Linked DNA regions of Mus musculus: region 2 is linked to region 1. Evidence: chromatin loops called from intact Hi-C (ENCODE). Cell type or tissue: left cerebral cortex. All regions are shown on one strand.

Region 1 (8,000 bases):
TAGGAAGGGCTCCTAAGCAGAGCAGTGAGAGATGAGCCCTCAGACCTTGGGAGAGCCCGCCAAGGAGGACCTGCGTGCCCTAATTCCACCAGCAGCGGTGAGGATGATGGATGGATGATGAAACTTCAGGGGATGCTCCGCCCACAACACTGGCTGGGGCAGTTTGAATTGAACAGAACCTGAGAGGGGGAATGGCAACCTTGAGAAATGCTTGCTGCTTTTCTTCTCAAAATAATCTTGGTGGAAGGGGCAATGAGGGGTAAAAAGAGGGTGTGGAGGATTTCATGGCGATGGAGGCATCCTGGAAAGACAGAACCAAAAACCCTTGGTGGCTACTTGAGATGCAAGTTTGAACCAGGTCCCTAATAATAATCACATAGGAGGCTTCTTTCAAGCTTGGCTACCACTCAGATTTCTAATACAGAATGGAAGGAGATTTTTTTTAATGTAAGTTCTGAGCACTGGTCTTCACTAGCTTGGGAACTCCTTTAATTGTCTAACCTGCCTTGCTCAGAGGCAATTCTGAAGTGTGAAAGAAGGGTGACGAAGGCAAATCATTGCACGAGTAGATCATCCCATAACAATGCTAATGGTTAGTGGTTTTAGCTTTCAGTGATCTAACCCCCACGGGCTATCTTAAATGAACATCAAAGAGTTGGAGTGGTGGTGGTGGTGGTGGTGGTGGTAGAGGTGGTGGTGGTGGTGGTGGTGGTAGAGGTGGTGGTGCATACCTTTAATCCCAGCACTCGTGGATTAAAGAAGTAGGTGGATCTTTGAGAGTTCTAGCCCAGTCTGGTCTACAAACCAAGTTCCAAGATAGCCAGGGCTGTTACACAGAGAAACTCTGTCTCAAGAAACAAACAACAACAACAACAACAAAAAACAAACAAAACGGACATCAAGGAACCACTTAAATTTCTCTCTTTGAAGCTGACTTAAGAATGAAAGGGAGGGAGTCTAGGCCATAGCCCAGGAATTCCTGGATGCCAGCACTCAAGGATGAGCCAGTGAACTTCCTCAGCCCACAGAGGGACCCCAAGCTGTGCCAAGCCAAATGAATATCTTGGCAACATGTCACTTCGAAGGCCTGGTGTTGGAAAGGAAATCGTGGAGTGTTGGTATTGCCCCTCTGACCAGACAGGGAAGAGTGGGCTGTGGGCCATTTTTAAAGGGGTCTCAGATCCAAGGATGGTGGCCAGGAAGTAGCTGTGACTCATTTAATAGTCCTTATTTTTCTCACTTAAGATTCTCCTCATCCAAGGATACATGTTCTTCTCTAGGTTCAGGCACTATTCCAACCCCTCTGTCTCACCAGGAAGATCAAGGTACTGGCTGATATTCCCAATTATGTTTGTCTTTTCTTTGTTTTAACACCTGTGTTCCTTTTGAGTAGTTAGTCCTAGAAATGGGGACCCTGGCACTCTGTGCCCCACCCTCTTTCCCCCTCAGTACTCGCCCACTGGAGGTTCCTGGGGTACCAAATGCAGAAGCTAACACATTCTGCCTGACTTTTCTTTCTGGGCCCCAACCACATTCCTTAGAATCCTCGTTCTTCACACCCACCCAGGCCTGTCTCCGTGGTTTTCCTCCTCTGCTGAAATCTATAGAAAGAAGATGATGTCATTCAATGTACCGGAAAATGGACCTTATGTTCCTTCTAGCTTACTTGTACCAGCTACCGCCTCTTCCCTGTCTTCCTATCCCTCCTTGTGCAGGCTCAACCATTCCACCCCCTCCAATGCTTGTGGAGGTGATACAAGACTTTTAGTCAAGCACGACCACCACAGACACTATTGGGACAGGGCTTTGCCATCATGAGAGAGACAAGGTTAATTCTTCGCCTTCCATGTTAAAAGTCCAGTAAAATCCTGCCCCTGCCACGGAAAGTGAATCATATCATCTGGATGAATGGAGAGTGGCTCCCTCTGGCAGGAAAGCTGGCCAGCAAGTGGGTGGGACACACCAGTGAGCCCAAAAGATATGCCCTTCCCCCTCTTCCTGTGCATGGTTCCCCTTATAGTCTTCCTCGTCTCTGTGGCTGCTAAAGCCATCTGCCAAGCCCCCAGCTATCCTTGGCTAGCACTGTCCAGAGGGGAGGCATATTCAAGGAACTCTTTCTTTCTTTCTTTCTTTCTTTCTTTCTTTCTTTCTTTCTTTCTTTCTTTCTTTCTTTCTTTCTCTCTCTCTCTCTCTCTCTCTCTCTCTCTCTCTCTCTCTCTCTCTTTCTTTCTCTCTTTTTTTTTGATTGGATATTTTCTTTAATTACATCTCAAATGTTTTCCCCTTTCCAGGCCTCCCCTTTTGGAAACCCCGTATCCCATCCCTCCTCCCCACTGCCTCTATGAGGGTGCTCCCCCACCCACCCACTCCCATCCTCCAACCCTGGCATTCCCCTACATGGGGTATCGAGCCTTCACAGGACCAAGGGCCTCTCTTCCAGCTGATGCCCAACAAGGCCATCCTCTGCCACATACATGCCCAGTGCCATGGGTCCCTCCGTGTGTACTCTTTGGTTGTTGGTCCAGTCCCTGGGAGCACCAGGGGGTCTGGCCTGTTGACACTGCTGCTCCCTCCATGGGGCTGCAAACCCCCTCAGCTCCTTCAGTCCTTTCTCCAACTCCTCCATCGAGGACCCCCAAGCTCAGCCCAATGGTTGGCTGCAAGCTTCTGCCTCTATATATTAGGCTCTGGCAGAGCCTCTCAGGAGACAGCCATATCAGGCTAAGGAAATAGCTTCTTAGCTTGACTTTCTTTGGCCTGCCTGTGACCTTCACTACCCACCTAACCCTTCTCTCCTCTAAAGCCTTGCCCAGCCTCTGGGTATCTAGAGAACCAGAGACCAGACATTCAGTTTTACTGTAAGAACAAGCCATTGTTATTTCTCTTTCCAGGTATTTCAGTCATTCCTAAATGTGGTTTTTATATTTATCACTAAAAGGGATATAAAGGAGATGGGGGATCCCAGTTAGAGGAGGAGGACTTAGCTGGGAAAGGCACTTGCTTTGCTCAAAGAGGAAACCTGCTGTTCTAGTGTGGAAGCAGGCTGGCCTGGCGCAGAAGTCTCGGTGTGGTGGGACTTAGGGAGAGGAGCTTGGCAAGCCTTCTGCAGGCTGAGCGCAGCTTGCGATCAGCTCGTTTCTATTGACTAAAAACTTGCTAGGAGAGGATAAAAAAATCATAGCAGGCACAATATAGCTACAGCGAAGACCTTGTTTTTGCTCTCTTTCTTTTTTAAAAACAATATAATCAATGAAAGGATTTGGGAAGAAAAAACAGAAAGAACTGTGGAGAGCGAGCACCCAGGATCTTGAAATGGGTCTTTTTCTCCCTGCAATCACTTCCTGCATGGTAGTTTAGCTTTATTTGCCTTTTGAGAGATGGAGCTATGTCAATAGCAGCCAATCATCCCATTAGCTGGGCTGACAGGCAGAGCCACAGCCTGGCTGGTGCCTGAGGTGGGTGTCTGTTCATCTTTCCCTGCTCCAGGCTGCTCTCAGCTTCCACCTGTGGCTGCAGCAGCTGCCAGGGAGCAGGGCTCAGCACTGCAGTGAGAAACAAGAGCGTCTTCCATGCGCAAATGGCAGTAACTGATTTCTCCCTTGACGCTTCTGCCAGGAAATGAAGACTGCCCAGGGGAGAAGCATGTGGAGCCAGTGGGACGTTTGTTTCTGTTTCACTTGCTAAGCATTGCATTTTCTGCATTTAGGGAAGACCATAGGAGGGACTGATCCAGGACAGACTGGATACTGACACAGCCCAACTGCTGGGTCAAGAAAAGGAATTTTATCCATTGGTGTGTGTGTGGGGTGGGGGTGGGGGAGTCTCTATGTTCTTGTGAACTTGAACTTCAGCATATTCCAAACTCTTTTCCTCCAGAGCCGGTCCCTCTTCTGGGTCCCCTCTTGAACCCTGCCACCATCCTCCTCCTCACTGTTCATGAAATGATAGGAACTGGAAGTCATGCTTGAATTCCCTTCATCCCCATCCTCCCATCCATTACTAGACTGTATCAGCTTCATTCCATAGGATCACAATGTCTCTGGATTCTTCCATCCTCCATCCTTTACCCATTGCTGCATCCCTGAAAAACCATGGGAATCTATTATTGTCCCGACCCCTCCTGACCTTACAACAGAATTCATTGGCTTGTCTTGAGACAGTCTCTCATGTAGCCCAAGCTGGTCTCAACTTCACTGTGTAGCAGAAAAGGACCAGGAGATCATACTGTCTCTGCCACCTGAGTGACGCGGCTATAGGCATGGTGGCAGACTTCTGCAGTGCTAGGTATGGAACCCAGCATGGACTCTGTGCATGCCGGGCAGGCACTTTGCCAACTTGTTGGGAGCCGCCCTCACATTTGCCATTATAAGATGGCGCTGACAGCTGTGTTCTAAGTGGTAAACATAATCTGCACACGTGCAGGGGCAGTTTTCCCGCCATGTGTTCTGCCTTTCTCGTGATGACAACTGGGCCGATGGGCTGCAGCCAATCAGGGAGTAATACGTCCTAGGCGGAGGATAATTCTCCTTAAAAGGGACGGGGTTTTGCCATTCTCTCTCTCTCTCTTGTTCTTGCTTTCTCTCTCTCTTGTTCTTGCTTTTTCTCTCTCTTGCTCTTGCTTTCTTGTTCTTGTTCTTTCTCTTGCTTTCTTGTTCTTGTTCTTTCTCTTGCTTTCTTGCTCTTGCTCTTGCTCTCTTGCACTCTTGCTCTCTTGCTCTCTTGCTCTCTTGCTCCTGAAGATGTAAGCAATAAAGCTTTTGCCGCAGAAGATTCTGGTTTGTTGCGTTCTTCCTGGCCGGTAGCAAACGCGTGTAAGAGTTGGTGCTGAAATCCGGGATGAGAAGACCTGAGATGAGAAGACCTGGGACGAGAAAACCTGGGATGGTTACCATCACCGGCGCAAGGAAGATTCCTCATTCCGGAACCAGAACTGCGGGTCACGGTCATAAAGGTTCCCGTAAAACAGACTGTTGAGAAGGATTCAACTGCGTATATTCAGAACTCTTCAGCTGGGGAACGGTGGTAATAAAGTGTTCCCGCAACACAGACTGTTGAGAAGGATTCAACTGCGTGAATTCAGAACTCTTCAGCTGGGGAACAGGGTACTCGTAAGTATAGCTTTACAAGGTACGTCTGGCCTTGAACTTTCTAACGAAATTCAAGACAGTCTATCAGAAGTAAAGTGGAAAATAGCTTTACAAGGTATGTTTGGCCTTGAACTTTCTCCAGTGTTAGGAGCCTTTTTGTTCCTTTTCACATGTTATCAAGCGGTTAAGGCAGGGCTGAAAATTCTGGATGAAATTCAGGGCAATCTATCAGAAGTAAAGCGGGGAGAGAGAGTAGGAGCAAAGAGGAAATATGGTACACAAAATAAGTATACAGGCCTTTCCACGGGTCTTGAACCTGAGGAAAAGTTTAGGTCAGGTAAGAATACCTGGGGAGAGATTAGAAGGAAGGAAAAGAAAAAAGATCAATCAGCGGAGGTCTCTAGGAGAAGGAGCCTATACTCATCACTAGGTGAGCTCAAGGAGCCAGTTCTTAATAGTTCTGAATCAGATGAAAAGGCTATTAGGGCCTGGAAGGCGCTCTCCCGAGCAGGTGAAGCCACTGGACAACTAACAAAGATCGTCCAGGGACCTCAGGAGTCATTCTCAGATTTTGTGGCCAGAATGACAGAGGCAGCAGAGTGTATTTTTGGAGATTCAGAGCAAGCCGCACCTCTGGTAGAATAGCTTATTTATGAGCAAGCCACGCAGGAATGCTGAGCGGCCATAGCCCCAAGAAAGAACAAAGGTTTACAAGACTGGCTCAGGGTTTGTCGGGAGCTTGGGGGACCTCTCACCAATGCAGGCTTAGCGGCCGCCATCCTCCAATCCCAAAAATGCTCCATGGGCAGAAATGAATCAACGCATAGATCTTGTCCAGGAACAACTAGATGTATTATGGCAAATAGCTCAGCTGGGATGTGAACAAAAGTTTCCGGGATTGTCCGTTACTTCCATTCAGTATGAGAAATTTACTAGGGTAGCTAATTTGTCAAAAAGTCTTTCTCAGTATATGTTACAGAATTGGACGGCTGAATTTGAACAGACCCTTCGGGAATTGAGAATTGCCATCATTCAGGTCAACTCCACGCGCTTGGACCTGTCCCTGACCAAAGGATTACCCAACTGGATCTCCTCAGCATTTTCCTTCTTTAAAGAATGGGTGGGATTATTTGGAGATACACTTTGCTGTGGATTAGTGTTGCTTCTTTGGTTGGTCTGTAAGCTTAAGGCCCAAACTAGGAGAGACAAGGTGGTTATTGCCCAGGTACTTGCAGCACTAGAACATGGTGCTTCCCCTGATATATCTATGCTTAAGCAATAGGTCGCTGGCCATTCAGCTCTTGCACCCCACGAGGCTAGTCTCATTGCACGGGATAGAGTGAGTGCACTTCAGCAGCCTGAGAGAGTTGCACGGCTAAGCACTGCAGTAGAAGGGCTCTGCGGCACATATGAGCCTATTCTAGGGAGACATGTCATCTTTCAAGAAGGTTGAGTGTTCAAGTGTCCTTCCCCCAGGAAAAACGACACGGGAGCAGGTCAGGGTTGCTCTGGGTAAAAGCCTGTGAGCCTAAGAGCTAATCCTGTACATGGCTCCTTTACCTGCACACTGGGGATTTGACCTCTATCTCCACTCTCATTAATATGGGTGGCCTATTGCTCTTATTAAAAGAAAAGGGGGAGATGTTGGGAGCCGCCCTCACATTTGCCATTATAAGATGGCGCTGACAGCTGTGTTCTAAGTGGTAAACATAATCTGCACACGTGCAGGGGCAGTTTTCCCGCCATGTGTTCTGCCTTTCTCGTGATGACATCTGGGCCGATGGGCTGCAGCCAATCAGGGAGTAATACGTCCTAGGCGGAGGATAATTCTCCTTAAAAGGGACGGGGTTTTGCCATTCTCTCTCTCTCTCTTGTTCTTGCTTTCTCTCTCTCTTGTTCTTGCTTTTTCTCTCTCTTGCTCTTGCTTTCTTGTTCTTGTTCTTTCTCTTGCTTTCTTGTTCTTGTTCTTTCTCTTGCTTTCTTGCTCTTGCTCTTGCTCTCTTGCACTCTTGCTCTCTTGCTCTCTTGCTCCTGAAGATGTAAGCAATAAAGCTTTTGCCGCAGAAGATTCCGGTTTGTTGCGTCTTTCCTGGCCGGTCGTGAACGCGTGTAAGACCAACTGAGCTGTACCACCACCCAACTCATTGTCGTTGTCATTGTTGCTGTTGTTTTTGAGACAGGCTTTCTCTGTGTAGCACTGGCTATCCTACAACTAACTCACTAGTAGACCAGGCTGGCCCTAAACTCAGAGATCTGCCTGCCTCTTCCTCCCAACTTTTGGGATTCCTCTTTTTTTTTTTTTTAAATAGTACTCATGTTAGGCTTCTTGTTATAAAACCCTTAATATCTTCACATTGCCCCTTAAAGTCTGTTTACAAACTGCTTTGTTTCCCACACCATCCACAGTCTACCCCACCCACCCTACTGACCTACAGCTGCTGTCTTCCACATCATCTCTGTTTTGGGAATCTTCAAGCCTTTCTCATGGTCACACGCATCCTTGGCCCTTTGAACATGTGATTTTTGCTACCTGACTTTGGGGGTCCAGAATGACACTTTAGGGGTCCCCCTGGCAACCTGAATACTTTGAACCGTGGGAGATAGGAAGGCTGGGGAAGTAAGGTCTCTCTGTCCTTCCCCTGTCCTCTCTCTCCCCCTCCCTAGGGATCACCATGTAATATCTCTGTTTTCTCCTCTCTTCCTCAACTGGGTCATAGAAAAAAGAGCTCCTTGCCATAGAGCAAGGCCCAAAGCCCATGAAGGACACAGTCTGGGCAGCCCCTCCTCTGCCTTGAAGGTGTTAGAGTGACAAGGGTCTGTCCCACACCTCAGGAAGAAGAGTCTTGCAGAAACATAGATAAGAATCTGGACAAGTCTTCCTGAGTCTTCTGTAGCCACACTCTTTTTGTTGAA
Region 2 (8,000 bases), 320 kb after region 1:
CCTTTCTTCAGGGGCCCTCCAGGCTCCCACTTCAGCTGATTCCTAAGTACAGCTGCCCATCATCTATCATCCCTGAGCCCTTTGCTCAGTTCCTGGGCTGGCATTCTATTTTCTGCATGACACACCATCTTAGTCAGGGTTCTAGTGCTATGAGGATGCACCATGACCATGGCAACTCTTATAAAAGAAAGCATTTAATTGGGGATGGCTTACGTGTCATTATCATTATGGGTAGGTGTTGAATCCTAAATTAAAACTAAACCACTGTACTGGCTAGTTTTGTGTCAACTTGACACAGCTGGAGTTATCACAGAGAAAGGAGCTTCAGTTGAGGAAATGCCTCTATGAGATCCAACTGTAAGGCATTTTCTCAATTAGTGATCAAGGGGGAAAGGCCCCTTGTGGGTGGGACCATCTCTGGGCTGGTAGTCTTGGGTTTTATAAGAGAGCAGGCTGAGCAAGCCAGGTGAAGCAAGCCAGTAAAGAACATCCCTCCATGGCCTCTGCATCAGCTCCTGCTTTCTGACCTGCTTGAGTTCCAGTCCTGCATCCTTTGGTGATCAACAGCAGTATGGAAATGTAAGCTGCAGAATAAACCCTTTCCTCCCCAACTGCTTCTTGGTCATGATGTTTGTACAGGAATAGAAACCCTGACTAAGACAACCACCTATGTAAGTATGAAGGTCCCTGGCATCTACCACTGCTACTGAGAAGTCTAAAGTTTCAGTTTTCCTCGTTCTCTTCTTTTTGCAGTGTTGGGAATGTATAACCAGGGGGCTCACAGATCAGATGGAGCTTGGTGTCTTGTACAAAAGAATTGAAGCTGCCCACACAGAGAGTGAAGCAATAAAGAATTTTACTCAGAAGCGAAGAGAAAGCACAGAGTGGATGCACACACTTGGCAAGGGAGCCGCCTGTCCTGAGCAAGCCCAAAGCTCAAGAATGCCTTCCTGGTTTCCAGGAGGAAGGGCTTAGTTGCTAGGGCCAGTGCATGGGTACTTTTCTGGCTTAGATTATGTAAACCTCTTTTTACTGAACATGTTCTTTCCCATGTTGTGCCTGCTCTTAATCATATGCACATCCATCCGTGCATAAGTATAAGATGCAAATTCAGTTTAATCCCAAAAACCTTAGAAGACATGGTTGGCCCTACTGCGCGTGCACCTAGCCACTGTAGGCTGAACTGAAGCATTGCCTCAAATCTCAGACTATGTTCCAGGATGTGTCTGGTCACAAAAAGGAAGTAACTAGGGGTTGCTAAGGCACAGCGTGATCAGCTACATTATCTGGAGACAGGTTTGTGTATCACTTGTTGCAGGTGTTGGGTGGGAGGGTCCCAGGTTACTAAGTTATCCCTGCAAACTACCTGTGTCAGCTGGAACCCAGAGCCTTGTACATGTCTGGTGAGAGCCCTGTTAACACAGTTATACCCCAGCCCCTCTAGCTCTCTTTTTTAAATCTCTGCTTTTCTTTTTCTCTCAGGGTTTAATTTGTTTTTCTCAAAGGCACCTCAGCAGTCCTTCCAATCAGCTTTCAATTCTGTTCATTTTCTTGTTCCAGTCTAATCTTCTAATTTTTTTATTTTTCCCTACTTTAGCTTTCCATTTATGTCTTCTTAACTCTTTTAATTTTTATTTTGAATAGATAATTTTTCTCCCATATTTCAGTTTCCATGAGCTCTTTTTAAAAGTTGCATTTTACCCCCTTACACGATGCAGTGTTTTCTCCTGTGAGGGTAACATGATTCTTTATAAGATTTCATATTCTTTGTGTGTGTGCACAACAGTATAGGTGTCTACAGAGGCATCAGATCCCTTAGAGCTGGAGGTGTAGGCAGTTGTGAGTCAGCGTGGGTGCTGGGACCCAATGGTGGTCCTCTGTTAGAGCAGTATGTGCTCTTAACCACTGAGCCAGCTCTATAGTTCCATATTATAGTCCCTTACCAAGGTTTCTTATGGTATTTGGGTGGGGGGTGTTACTCTGAAATTTCACCCTTTTTCCAAATGCTCAGCCATCCTATCATATTTAAGAGACTGACAGTGAAAGACCAAGAAACCTGGGCATGATTTTGCATGCTTTCGATTCCCAAGTGCGGGCTAAGATGGAAGTGGGCTAAGATGGAAGTTTCGTCTCTCAGGAAATGAGACTCCACTGCACACTATATTCCCAAAGGGAGACTTTCAGATCCCTGGCACATTTGGGAAGGCATTTTGAATATTGTACCCCGGAAGTCTTATTGATGAGTAAGTCTGAAAATGGTCACCAAGACACTGTTAGTGGTAGTGGCAGTGACGACGATGATCACTGCAAAGTGAATTAGTCACACACTCTGGCCTCCACACATGTAGGATGCCACCGTGTACATGTCTCCCAGTAAATAATAAGTGTAAGAAAAAATTAAAACTTGTAGAGTCACACAGGTGGCTGAAATGGAATTTGGATCCGGTTGTCTCTCCTTCCTGATGATGGTAATAGCACTCGGCTGCTGAGATGTGTTGAGGATTCACCGTGCACGCCTTTACCTTCTGCATGGTCTGGCCTCCTTTCAAGCCTCAGAATGCAGAAGCTTGCTGTTCCTCTCTTTGGATGGCTGTTTTTGGCACACAAGTAGACCAGTAACATTTATTTTTAAAAATTCTTATGTAACTGAAGTATTTAACTTCTGTAGCAATTCCCTGCCCCCCTGCCCAAGGACCTGAAAACAGACCTTCTTTAAAAATTATAATTACATTTATTATTCCTGTAGAGGGAGGGAACAGGCATGTTGAGGTCAAAGGGCAACTCGTGGGAGTTAGTTTTCATCTTCCACTGTGTGGATCTCAGGGATTGAACGCAGGCTGTCATGCTTGATGACAAGCACCCTTCTGGCTGAGTCATCTCGCCCGCCCTAAAAAAGGTGGCTTATGACTTTCCCAACACAATTTCCCCACTCCTCCTGTATTTCCTCTGCTGTGCGGAGCTCAGAGAACAAATTGTTCTCTAGCAACTCTTTTGTTTTTGCAGTTGGAGAGATTGAGGGGATCCCAGCACACAACACTAGAAAACTGACTCGTGTTTTCTACAGTTCTCTCCAGTTGAGTTAAGGCTCGTGGTTGTTATATCTTCCAAATTGATAGGTCAAGAATGAGGATCACTGGTATGATATGCACACACACACACACACACACACACACACACACACACCCTCAGGTTTGCAAGACAGTGAGATATTCTGAATGAGATATACATAGTGCATAGTGGTCCATACCTTTAATCTCAGCACATGGGCAGCGTAAACAGATATAGCTTTGTGAGTCTGAGGTTAGCCCGGTCTATGTAGAGCATCCCATGACATTTAGGGCTGCATCATGAGAACTTTTCTTTAAAAAAAAGGCGGTGGGTGGATCCCCTAATGCAAGTTTCTCTTCTTGTGTGTGTGTGTGCTTGGCAATAAAATGAGATTATCTGTAATAAAAGTGTTTCATTACACAAGTCAATTACAAATATTTACAGTCCAAGTGTACAAGGCAGCTGAAGTTAGAGTAGTTGTTAGGTCTCAAACCTGGGACAAAGAGCTGAGGCGCTGATTTAACTGGATCAAACTGGATCTGGTGGCCAGGTTCTCCCAGCATCCCTCAGTCCCTGTTACAGGGTCCTCTTGGCTGGCATACTCTGCCCTCTACCCTAAACTTCTGCAGCCCAAGGGCTGGGCTGCCCTTCCCCTAGCTGCTCTTCCCTATAGAATCCAGCCATTTTGGCTACACCAGCCCTTTTGGCCTCTTGCTCCAAGCTCCCTCCTCTCTATCCCTCTTCTTCCTTCTCACTTCTCCTCACATGATCCACCTCAGTCTGCTGGTCATGTCCACTATGGACTCTCTCCCTGATGCCTCTGTCTGCACTCTCCCTCCTATCTACCATAAGACTTCTCCTCTACCGTACCTAGTATACCATGCCCTCCTTTTATTCTTTTTTTTTCTTCATTCAGTAATAACTACAAATCCTTAATGACTACATGTCAAGCCCTATACTAACTTGACCTACATTGTGTCATGTTGTCCTCATATTACCTCACCTACAGATGAGAAGACTAAGTTGTGAGACTGGCCAATTCACCTTGAAACTGAAGAGGCTACATAAGGGCAATGAGTTACTGGAAGTTGTAGTACTTTAAGATGGGCATGGGTTGCTGGGAGTTGTAGTCCTCCTGATGGGCAGAGCCATGCCACAATGAGATGCACTTCTAATACACAAACCTAATGATCTCCTTAAACATATCACAAGGAAGGGACCCACATTTACTACTTTGTTGTATGGTTCTGATTCTAAGCACTCACTCTGGATCCAGTTTTGACAAGTCTAAGTTAGTAAGCTTCAGCTCTCCCAAATCCGTATCCAGTGTTTACCGCGGGTGCTCTTCGTTGCATCCTTACCTTTTTGGATCCTTTTGGTGTGTTTAAACTACCACCTTACTTTATCGGGAGTGTCATCAGATTGATAAGCTCGCCTTTTCTGATTATTACTTAGTATGGTGGAAGGACGGTTTGATGAAGTCTTATGAACTTCATTGTGAATCTAAGTCTTGTTAGCAACCTCATACTGAAGAGTGCTTTGCAGTTTCTTTTGTAAGCTGTGAACCTCTTGGGGAAAAAGTAAATTGGCAAAATGTTTTTGTGGCTCATAATAGTGGAACCTTTGGTTTGCAAGGATCATCTCTAAGTAATTTTTTGTTTCTTGCAGACCAGAGCTGTCCAAGTGAAACAAAGTCCACAGACAAACAGAAGAAATAGGTTTTGGCCCAAGATGTTCAGGAGAGTCAGCAAAATATGGATCCCCTCAGTGGTTCCTTGTCCTCCAGAATCCTGGGAAGAATCAGATCTGAAATACAAACACTGCTATTTTTATACTCAATGGTAAACTGGGAAGTGGCCAGGTGTTTGCAGCAAGGAGCGTTCCTAGGAGTTGGAGCTAGACTTCTTTTGTACTCTTCTTCACTGGGGAAAGGTACGCACGTTCTGGTGCTTTCAGCTCGGTGCCTTCCCTTTCCTGAAGAAACTTTCAAATTACCTTTTGATAGTGTTCTGTTGTTAAGAGATGGCAGTTGGCAGGGGCATCCCTCATCTGGGCCTCACAAGTATTAATTGAGTGGCTACTGAGACATGCTGGCTGGTGACAACGCCAGATCATGCTATGTTTGTTTACAATTCAAAGCAATGACTAAGAGAGCCGAGTGCTGCCACTTTGGATCTAACAGGACCTAGCTTGTAGGTGGCAGAAAAGTGCCAAAATGAAAGATTATGTACCAGCTTTTCAGACTGCCATATGGTTTACTTAATGCAGGAGTCCAGAACAGTGAACACCCATAACCACCTCTCATATCCAGTAGCCAGTGATCACTGAGGCAGACACGGGGGTCTCCTTAGTCACTAAGCCTCTTTTCAACTGTTTGCCTTTGGAGGCAGGTCTCATGAAGCCTCGACCTCCTGACCCTCATACCTCCTGAGTGCTGGAATTACAGACAGGGACATCTAGCCTGGTTTTTGTTTTGTTCTGTTCTGTTTTCCTTGCTGGGTGAAGGAGGAAAAGGAACAAGGGAATGCAAGGATGTCAACACAGAAGAAACTGATTCCGGTAGTCTCTGTGTATGTAAAGGTGCTTGTGCATCCAATCTTCAAGATGCAGCAAATGCCAATTCAACCTGCCTTATCAGCAGTTGTTCTCATTCATTCATGGTTTGGCAACACAGAGCTACTTTACCCTTAAGAGTTACACAGCTCTACAGAACAGGATGCCAGGATGTTCTCCTGAACTAGCCCTAAGGCATGGCAGGTTAGAGCCTTCCTTGGCTGGTGAACCTGAGAGAATACAGGCTGCAGTCTAGACCTTTAATGGGGACGAGACAGGCCTAACAGAGAGAAAACAAAAAGTTCTGTGATGGTGGACTGAGACGACGTCAAAGCTTTCCATTTTCCTAGGGAAGGAACCAGAGGGGCAGGGAATGCAGTGGACATCTGTCCCAATAGGCAAGCAGCAGGCCTTCATGTTTCCGGAACACAAGTTCCAAGGCAAGGTAGCTGGGCAGGCTGAAGGCTCTGCTCTTCTGGAGCCCTTATTTCATGAGGTGTGGTGGGGTACCTTTAGGGAGAAGGGTCTAGAAGGACTGGGTCTCAGAAGCTGCCTGCAACTGCTCACTCCCTGGAGACAGGCTCCAAGGAGGTTTCTCCTGTTTCTACTTGACTGTATTCTCTAATCCATTCAAGGAAATAGACATTATAATAAACCTAGCGGGAAGATTGAGAAAATGGCCCACAACAGCTGATACAAATAATTAGATGTCAATTGCTTTCTTTCTTTATGGGAAATTAAACAAATAGGTTGGAATATTCACATAGCTTTTAGGTAGGCACTAGCTGTTCCAGGTTAATGAAAGGACCGAGACAATTGAACTGTTAGGGGGCTTGGGAGTCAAAATTATGAACAATTTCAGTAAGAAATGAAAGCCCAGTCCTTTGCCACATCTGATAACACCACTGAACACCTGTCCTGGTCACCTTTGTGCCCTAACTGGAGCATTAGGTTTTGTTACAATGTTATAAAAACATAGTTACATAAAGCAGCAAATTCCTTCAGCAAAACTGATTTAAAAAACAAAACAAAACAAAAAAATCAACTACAGTCAACTCCTTACTTTCTTTACAATAAGACAAACACATTCTCTTTCAGGAACAGGTCCACTTTTTTTTTTTTTTTTTTTTTTTGACACATGGTCTTTTGTATCCCGAACTGAAGTAGAACTTGCCAGGGGTAACTGTTGTCTCAACTCTCTGAACGTTGGGGTTACAGCAGGAATCACAAGGGCTGGTTTATGCGGTGCTAGGGATTGAACCCAGGGCTTTATGCATGCTGGGCAAGCTCTCTACCAACATCCTCAAACCTTATATATTCCTAGAACGTTTAACACCCGAGTAGACACAGTGTCACTGTTAGGTGCTCAATATTAGTTTGTATTATATTTTTCTAAAACTGCAGAATCTATGTGACCTGACTTAAAGTAAATACACACATATAAATAAAAACTCAACATATATACCTATGCCACTTTCATTATATACCTGAATGAGCCATAAAAATAATTGTCAAATACAGAACATTACAATGACCTGGTCTGTTCTTTTCAAAACTGAAGTTGTGTGTGTGCATGACAGGGGCAGGTGTGGCATTCACATGCCATGGTGCATGTGGGGAAACCGAAGAATAACTTTTGAGAGTTGGTCCTCTCCTTCCATCATGGATCCTGGGGACAGACCTAAGGGCAGCAAGCCTGTGTACCATGCCATATTGCTAGCCCTGTGGGAGGTTTGTAACATTCCATCCAACCCTCATGGTAACCTTGGAGATGCTCTGTTCCACCTCTGAATGTGAGGACAGATGAGGTCGAATGATCAGAGATCTAGTAACTACCAGAAATGGGATGCTGATTATCTGCAAAGCCAGTTAGCTCTTATTTTCTGCCATGTTTTAAAGGTGGGTGTTTTCTTGAATTATACCGCAGTGCAGCAGCATCATATATGTGACCCTTTGAAAATATTAATTCCAAGAACTGTATCAGCCCATTATTTTTGTTGAGCAATGTCACCACTGTGAACAGCAGCAGTGGCTCTGGTATTCTCAGAGCTGCCACAGCCCGCAGAGTCTGCACCTGTGCCTTGCTCTCTGTCATGTAATACTCCAGTCTGCACTGTTGCATGTCCCATCTTTCTTACTGTGTGCTTGCTGAGGTCCAATGAACCAAAAGGAGTTCCTTCAACAGTGTGGAAGACAGTGCCTCTTTATGCTCAGGGTCCACTTTAAGATAGAGTGTGACTTAGCCTTTGAGCAGTGTCGCTGTGATAGTTTGTACATGCTTGGCCCACAAAGTGGCACCATTAGGAGGTGTGGCCTTGTTGGAGTAAGTGTCACTGTGGGCATGGGCTTTAAGGCCCTTGTCTTAGTTGCCTGGAAGCAAGTCTTCTCCTAGCAACCTT

The links. Hi-C counts contacts between places; a loop is a spot of excess contacts. Peaks named below come from ENCODE experiments on the same cell type or tissue, not always from the same donor. Only the 100,000 strongest peaks of a DNase experiment are listed, where the experiment ranks them.
Region 2: it touches region 1 in a loop (12-fold over the local background); 2 of 42 quality-filtered maps call a loop at or near these places.

Annotation. Positions count from the first base shown.
Region 1 is chr3:85,304,428-85,312,427 of GRCm38, reverse strand. No RefSeq gene overlaps it. Among named protein-coding and RNA genes, the nearest start is that of 1700036G14Rik, 9.1 kb to the left of the region's middle. In left cerebral cortex, no CTCF peak of the experiment used is centred here; DNase peaks (open chromatin) are centred at 1,597, 1,926, 3,054 and 3,477; H3K27ac peaks cover 3,973 bases.
Region 2 is chr3:84,980,091-84,988,090 of GRCm38, reverse strand. No RefSeq gene overlaps it. Among named protein-coding and RNA genes, the nearest start is that of Gm30944, 39 kb to the left of the region's middle. In left cerebral cortex, no CTCF peak of the experiment used is centred here; DNase peaks (open chromatin) are centred at 5,724, 6,048, 6,797, 7,729 and 5 more places; H3K27ac peaks cover 7,568 bases.